Regions from separate parts of the Homo sapiens genome. Here region 2 is linked to region 1. A link is an interaction called in ENCODE POLR2A ChIA-PET data of the cell type or tissue named here. Cell type or tissue: GM12878. All regions are shown on one strand. Links, peaks and the distances in the headings refer to the core of each region. The heading gives the core; the rest is flanking DNA.

The links. Peaks named below come from ENCODE experiments on the same cell type or tissue, not always from the same donor. Only the 100,000 strongest peaks of a DNase experiment are listed, where the experiment ranks them.
Region 2: POLR2A ChIA-PET joins it to region 1 with 5 read pairs; 3 of 35 experiments call an interaction of 5 or more read pairs at or near these places.

Annotation. Positions count from the first base shown.
Region 1 is chr3:141,377,333-141,381,393 of GRCh38, reverse strand. The region is part of intron 2 of ZBTB38 (zinc finger and BTB domain containing 38); the gene reads right to left. Among named protein-coding and RNA genes, the nearest start is that of ZBTB38, 11 kb to the right of the region's middle. RefSeq lists a silencer at 1,527-1,576 and enhancers at 1,707-1,796, 1,827-1,976. In GM12878, for the core only: no CTCF peak of the experiment used is centred there; a DNase peak (open chromatin) is centred at 1,713; H3K4me3 peaks cover 1,083 bases; H3K27ac peaks cover 2,500 bases.
Region 2 is chr3:141,535,028-141,539,088 of GRCh38, reverse strand. The region is part of intron 4 of RASA2 (RAS p21 protein activator 2); the gene reads right to left. Among named protein-coding and RNA genes, the nearest start is that of RASA2-IT1, 12 kb to the right of the region's middle. In GM12878, for the core only: no CTCF peak of the experiment used is centred there; no DNase peak of the experiment used is centred there.

The sequences.
Region 1 (4,061 bases), core at 482-2,981:
TTTTTTAACAAAGGAAAAGTGGCAAATGACATAGGCTGCAAGGCAGACTGTGGTAGACAACATCTCAACCCATCCTAACCCAACTCAAATCCTCTGGTGGGAGCATCCTCAACAGGTGTCACCACCATTATGGAAATCACTACCTCGGCTTTAGCAACTGAATAGTTGCTGCTTTCATTTCTCAGTGCATCAGTGCATTTGAAACATGGCATGAGTAATGACCTTGAGTGCCCATTCCTACTACCCAATCACATGCTCATTTTCTGCCATGACTGCTTGTCACGCACCAGATGGAGAGCAAGTGAAACAACAGGGCCTTCTAGATTCTGAATTGGCAAAACACATTCAGCAAGGAAGTAGAGTTTCATCTTTTTGGAGAGACTGGCAACTAGGCTGAAAAGGGAAGGTGGGGATATAAATGAAGGTAAAAAAGTAAGAATTCTTACAGATCCATAAAAATCCACCTCATGTGAGAGCATAATCTTCTCTTTATATCTTTCTTCACACCCTGGGCAACAAATATTTCAAGACTTAAACCTGGGAATAAATTTACTTGCTTTCTCTTCTCTCAGATACATGACATTGCAGCTCAGAAAGGGCCACAACAATGCACCTCTTCTCAGTCAGAGAAGCTTAACAAACCTCAGTGAGTCTTTAACTCCTTTCGACTAAAGAAAAAAACACAATGCATTTTGGTTGTATTGAATTATCTACCTAAGCCCACGTCTCTGGCTTGCTTCCTGCAAGATCTTTGTATCTTCCAGGGCACTAGAGCATTTCCTAACACCATGGAGAGGCTCACTGAGGATGTTTTGGACTCACCAACATCAAACTCCGGAGTCCTTTCTCTACCACTACCAGTGGGATCCTCAGCTTTGTATCATGAAGCCACTTCCTAAAGTTAAAGTACTTGCTTCAGGAGTTAAGGAATGGGCTTGGGGGCTGAAAATCTCTATGAAAATCTTTCAAGCACTTAATCACTTGTTTACCAAGGGGAGCCACAAGTTGTCTGGCAAGCAGACCACAGTGCTTTGTGTAAACCTGTCTCTCCTAGAACAGGGAAAGAGGAGACAGAAATAAGAGTGGCCTGACAACACTGCCACAGCCCCCAAAGAATACCTCAACATTTCCTCAGGCCCTCAGTGGCAGAGCGTGTTTCACAGAATTAAAGGACAAGGAAGACGCTTTAGAAAATGCCATCTAAACCATTTCTTTGAGGGAGAAGAAAATTAGGTTCAAAGAGAGTAAGTGTCATATTTACATAAATGCCTCATCAATGAGCATAGAAGCCATATTCCTTAATTTCTAGCATTCTGCTCTTTGTAATTCAACACACTGACTCAATTAAAAAAAATTCTAAGCTGTCAGATACTTAAAAATAGTTATAGGTTAATTGAATTAATGACTAAATGACAGAATGGAGGGTTTATAATATGTTTTCCAATTCCTCTCAGATGAAAATATCATACTACATTTGTTTAACTAAAAACAAAACTCAACTAAATATAATTTTAAGCAAAATAGTCAATGTTGGCCAAAATATCACCTGAAACTTCTCAATGTCACTTGAGACTTGTCAGAGAACCAGACTTGATTGCTATATTAAGTCAATTGACTAAGTTTAGCCTGCTGAAGTAGCCTTTATCCTCTTTGGTTTGCAAAGAAAAATCTCATGATTTAGCATGAACGGCTAAAAATAAGCTGCAGGTTTCATTTTCCGTTGTTCAGTATGGTTTTGAAACTAAAAGGTGCAAAACTACGAGATTCACCAACGACTACGGAAAGTCAGCGATTAAAATTGTCACCTTTCTAGCACACGATCCTGGTTGCCAACTCACAGCCAGGCCCGAGAAATGAGCACCGCTGTCCCTCTCATCATGGTCTCTTGAGTTGAGTCCCTCTAATAACTAAGGCACAGTTGGAAGCTGGAGGCTGAGGCCAGTCCTGGGGTAGCAGTGGATTGTGAGTGTATTGTCACATCCGGACAGGATGCCGCATAGACTTCAGCCCATATGCTCAGCCTCCATCTTAGGTGATGCTGGGGACTCCTCTGCAGAACCTGGGAGTAAATACAGCTCGAGTTTCATTAAGATAGGGCTCCCAAGGTGGTGAGTGCAGCAAGTCCCTCTTGACCTAAATGCCCATGGCCTTGTGCAATTCCATACTGCCAACCCAGGCAGCTCACAATAAATTTAATTTCAAAACTGTCTTTCCAGGGCCAAGTCTGGCAAAAAGGTATTTGACAGGGACGTAAATGCTTCAAAGAGAAGGCAGCCATCTCACTCTGTAGCATTCAGCTGTGGCACAAGGCCCAGAGACAGCAGCGCTGTTAAAAGAAAGCCCTCAGCTGAATGAGATTGAAAGGGGGCAAAGAAGGGTTAATCTCCTTCCATTAAAGGAGGGCCCATTTGGTGAAGGTGAAGAGTGTAATCTGTATGAAGAGCAGAGCAAAGAGCCATTCCAGAAAAGAAATTACTGCACAGGGGCGAGAAGGATGATTTGTCCTTGATTTTCACCATGAGACCATTTCTTAGATCTGAATCTACCTAGCTTTGAAGTTATGGTCTCAGGGAGGGGTAAATGGGGCACATTCACATTCATTGCTGGCATACTTGAGCTTTGATTCCATCCGAGATGGGCTGTCAGTCTCTGAGAAGCAGAGGGTGCGGCCAAAGCCAGCAGGACATTGTAGACTTCAAACCACAAGTTAGAAGGCGGCAAAATAAATAGTAGGAGTTGCTCATAAAGGGGAAGCCAGGGGATAAATCCCCCTCCTCAAGGTGGGAGAACCCTGTTTTAAACATAGTTTTAACAACTTTTAAAAAGTTTTAATACCTTTTTTGTGAAATAGCATAAGACGTACAAGAAGTTATACAGTGTCTACTTTCTCCACCTTCCCCCAGTGTTGTCTTACATCGCTGTAGTACTTGGGCTAAACCAAGAAACAGATGCTGGTATAGTTCAAATAAACGCAGATACAGTCTTATGTGATTTTACCAGTTTTTACATGCACTCTGTGTGTGTGTGTGTGTACCTGTATGTCTACAGTTCTATGCAACGTATCACATGTGCAGGCTGGAGTGATGACCATCACCATCAGAATAGAGAATAGTCACCACCACAGTTCCCTGTGCTCCTCCTCTGATAATCACACCCATCCTGACAACCACTGATCTGTTCTCTATCACTGTAATTTTTTTTTTTTTTTGCTTGTTGAGACAGGGTCTCGCTCTGTCACCCAGGCTGGGGGTGCAATGGCAAAATCATGGCTTACTGCAGCCTCAAACTCCTGGGCTCAAGCAGTCTTCCCATCTCAGCCTCTCAAGTAGCTGAGACCACAGGTGCACGCCCACATATCCCGCTAGTTTTGTAAATTTTTGTAGAGATGCGGGTCTCCCTGTGTTACCCTGGCTGGTCTCGAACTCCTGGGCACTCCTGCCTCAGCCTCCCAAAGTGCTGGGATTACAAGCATGAGCCACCGTGCATGGCCTATCACTGTGATTTTGTCAGTCCAAGAACGTTCTCTAAATGGAATCATGTAGCATATAACTCTTTGAGATTGGCTTTCAGCATAATGCCCTTGTGATCCATTTGAATTGTATGTAAAGAGCACATGCCTTTTTATTGCTGAATAGTATTTCAAGGTGTGGATGTACCAGTGTGTTACCCACTAACTTGCTGAAAAACATTTGGCTATTTTCCAGTTTTTAGGTATTACAAATAAAGCTGCTATAAATGTTCATGTAAAGTTTATTGCGTGAACATAAGTTTTCATTTCTCTTGTGTAAATACCCATGAGTAGGATTGCTGGATCACGTGGTAAGTATATGTTTAACTTTTATAAGAAACTGCCAAACAGTTTCCTAGAGTGGCTGTACCATTTTACATTCCTACAGGCAATGTAGGAGAGATCCAGTGTCCCCACATGTTTGCCAGCATTTGGTAACCTCAGTATTTTTTATTTAAGCCATCTACTAGATGTGTCGGGCTCCTTTTGATGGGCCACAGTCAAGAAGGCAGTTAAGCTCTGTGGCCTTCTGAGCTTAGCTGGGGTGACCTCA
Region 2 (4,061 bases), core at 601-3,100, 160 kb before region 1:
ATGTATGTATTACTTGGCTAGCAAGGGAGCCAAGCCAACGGCACAAAAATTTGCAGTTTTACAATTTTAACATATATACATTTTATTACAGAAATCGTATGCTAACACAACTGTCTCTCAGGAAATGTCTGGGATCTATTCCAGTTCTAAGAAATAAAAACTATGACAATAGAGTAGAAAAAGATAATCATTTTGTTTACAACTAAAATCATAGTATTATAGCAAGTCAAAAGGATATTTAATGAGATTCTGCCAGAAATCATTATTATTGAGTCAGAGCCTACCTAATATGTTCATTACTCCCACTGACTGGTAAATAAAACATTCCTTAGGTATTAATCAACAATAACACAATTATATATTAACCAGGTCAAGAAAAGTGTGAGGACAGAACAGGCAGACACAAAACACATACTGTTAGGGTGGAACACTAAATTAAAAGGCATTATGAGTTAAATTAAGGAAATTATAATTTCTAAACTGTAAAACACTAACTCATTATATACTTTAACAAGGAAATACATACTATCCTTAGCAAAAGAAATAAATCACAAAATAGGGTACATACTATAATGTTAACTTATAAAAATAAAAAACATATATGTATAAAATTACAAGATCATCTACCAAAATGTTGATAGAAGATACCTTTGGTTGGTGAAATTTCAGAAGATTTTCTTTGCTTTTTTGCTCTAGATTTTAAAAGTTCATACTACCAATTTAATTTTCAGATTTTAAAAGTATATACTACCAATTTAATTTTCAAAGTTTTTACTACTACTGTGTTGTTCTTAGTAAAGAAAAATAAAGTTTTAAATTATTTAAAACTGCTTTTCAGTTTTAGAAACTCAAATCAGTGAACATTTTAGAATACTTTTTAGTCTCTTTTCACACAAAAGTTCAGTTTTACTTATATCTGTAATCATTTAATAGATTTGAATTGCAGCAAAACAAGTTTGTGTGTGTGTGTGTGTGTGTGTGTGTGTGTTTTGTTTTTTGATGGGGCAGTTATGAGCCCAGCAAACTGACATTCTGTAGCCTCCCTTGAGATCAGGGATAGCCATATGATGTAGTTCTGGCCAACAAGATAGAAACAGCAGTTGCTGGCAGGGAATCATACTTCTTCTCTAGAGGAAATATACCATTCAGGCCCTCAAATTATCTCCAATATATTTTATATTTTATTCTCCAGCATTCCATTAAAAATTACAGAATATGCCAGAAGATCAAAAACCAAGAGAAAAAATGAGGAAAGCAGTGGACTTACAAGAGACGCAGATATTGGAATTGACAGAATTTAAAATTGCTTTTTTTTTCTTTGAGACAGAGTCTAGCTCTGTCACGCAGGCCAGAGTGCAGTGGCGTGATCTCAGCTCACTGCAACCTCTGCCTCCCGGGTTCAAGCGATTCTCCTGCCTCAGCCTCCCGAGTAGCTGGGACTACAGGCATGTGCCACCACGCCCGGCTAATTTTTGTATTTTTAGTAGAGACACGGTTTCACCATGTTGGCCAGGCTGGTCTTGAACTTCTGACCTCAAGTAATTTTCCCGCCTTGGCCTCCCAAAGTGCTGGGATTACAGGTGTGAGCCACTGCATCCAGCCTAAAATAGCTATTTTTTAAAAGACATAAAACAAAATGAAAAATCCAGCAGATACCTGGAAACTATAAAATGAATGAAATAAAAAAGTTAGAACTAAGCAATAAACCAAAATGAAAATGTATTTAGTAGCAGAGTAGCCACAGCTGAAAAGAGGACTGGTGAAATGGGAGACAGGTCAGTAGAAAATATCCACAATGAAGCACAGAGAGGGAAAAAGCATAGGAGACATATGAGACATGGTGAAATGGCCTATTATTCATGTAACTGGAGTCACAGCAGAGAAGAGAAAAAAAGAACAGGGCAGAAAAAAAAAGGAGATAAGATAATTGCCTGGAATTTTCCAAAACTGATAGAAGACAAGCCACAGATTCAAGAACTCCTAGGGACAAATAAGAAAAATAAAGAACCTACGAAGAAGTAACATTAAGAATCCAACAAGGAGGCTGGGCGCAGTGGCTCATGCCTGTAATCCCAGCACTTTGGGAGGCCAAGGCAGGCAGATCACCTGAGGTCAGCAGTTTGAGACCAGCCTGACCAACACGGAGAAACCCCGTCTCTACTAAAAATACAAAATTAGCCGGGTGTGGCAGCGCATGCCTGTAATCCCAGCTATTCGGGAGGCTGAGGCAGGAGAATCACTTGAACCCAGGAGGCAGAGGTTGTGGTGAACTGAGATCACACCATTGCACTCCAGCAGAACTCCATCTCAAAAAAAAAAAAAAAAAAGAATCTAACAAGGTACTATGTTTGATAATAAACATGTAATGTGATTTGGTCTACAACTGCATTCTTATTATTCAATCTCCTAAAGGAAGCTCAATGACAGTATACTTTTCATGTATGTCAGAAAATGTTGGAAGATCAGATACCTTGCACTGTATTATACGTCTTTAATAAAAAATAAACCAAATTCTTGGAAGGTATTGCTCTATATGACTTCCATAGCACTGACTATGTTAGGCTGATACATGCAGTTATAATATCACATTATCTTATATTAAGGGGCATTCTGAGGAACTTACACTACTCTCGTACTGATATGGTTTGGCTGTGTCCCCACCAAATGTCAACTTGAATTGTATCTCCCAGAATTCCCATGTGTTGTGGGAGGAACCCGGGGGGAGGTCATTGAATCATGGGGGCCAGTCTTTCCTGTGCTATTCTCGTAATAGTGAATAAGTCTCACAAGATCTGATGGGTTTATCAGGGGTTTCCGCTTTTGCTTCTCTCTCATTTTCTTTTGCCACTGCCATGTAAGAAGTGCCTTTCACCTCCTGCCATGATTCTGACGCCTCCCCAGTCATGTGGAACTATAAGTCCAATTAAACCTCTTTTTCTTTCCAGTCTTGGATATGTCTTTATCAGCAGCGTGAAAATGGGCTAATACAGGTACTATTTGAAGATTTAGTATTTTATACGCTAACTTTATTTCAATTAATTTTACAAAAATTTCACACAAAAATATCTGTGATTATTTCAATTGTGTATTACATATATTCTTGGTACCATATAGAAGATACTGTGTAAATTTCTGCATACAGTTTGGGAAAATAAGATGAACAGAGGTTGATATGGCTTGAATGTTTGTCCCTCCAAATCTCATGATGAAATGTGATCCCCAGTGTTGGAGGTGGGGCCTAGTGGGAGGTGTCAGATCATGGGGGTAGATCCCTCATGAATGGCTGAGTGCCACCCCCTTGGTGATAAGTGCGTCTTGCTTAGTTAGTTCATGTGAGATCTAGTTGTTTAAGAGTCTGGGACTTCTGCCTTCTGTCTCTTGCTCCCTCTCTCATCATGTAATATGCCTGCTCCCCGTTTACCTTCCACCATGATTGTAAGCTTCCTGAAGCACTCACCAGAAGCAGATGCCAGCACCATACTTCCTGTACAGCCTGCAGAAGAACTGTAAGCCAAAATAAACCTCTTTCCTTTATAAATTACTCAGCCTTAGATGTTCCTTTATAGCAACACAAAAATGGACTAATATAGAGGTATTTGAGCAAAACATAATACATGCACTTAAAATCCTCTCAAGTCTAAACTTTATTTTGTTTTTATCACAAAACACTAAATTTTAACAACCATTTCCATATAAAATAACTCAGTATGTTTCAACTGGTAAAAAATGTTTTTACAGGCATACCTTGGAAATACTGTCTAAGGGTCCAGACCACTTCAATAAAGCAAATATCTAAACAGAAAGTCACAAAAATTTTTTGGTTTTCTAGTGTATATAAGTTACATTTATACTATATTGCAGTCTATTAAGTGTGCAATATGTCTTAAATAACAATATACATATTTTAATTTAAAAATATGTTATTGCTAAAAAAGGCTGTCATAGAGAAATGAGGTGAGCATATGATGTCGGAAAAATGAGGCAGATAGATTTGCTTGACACAGGGTTGTCACAAACCTGCAATTTGTAAAAAATGCAGTATCTGTGAAGCACGACACAGT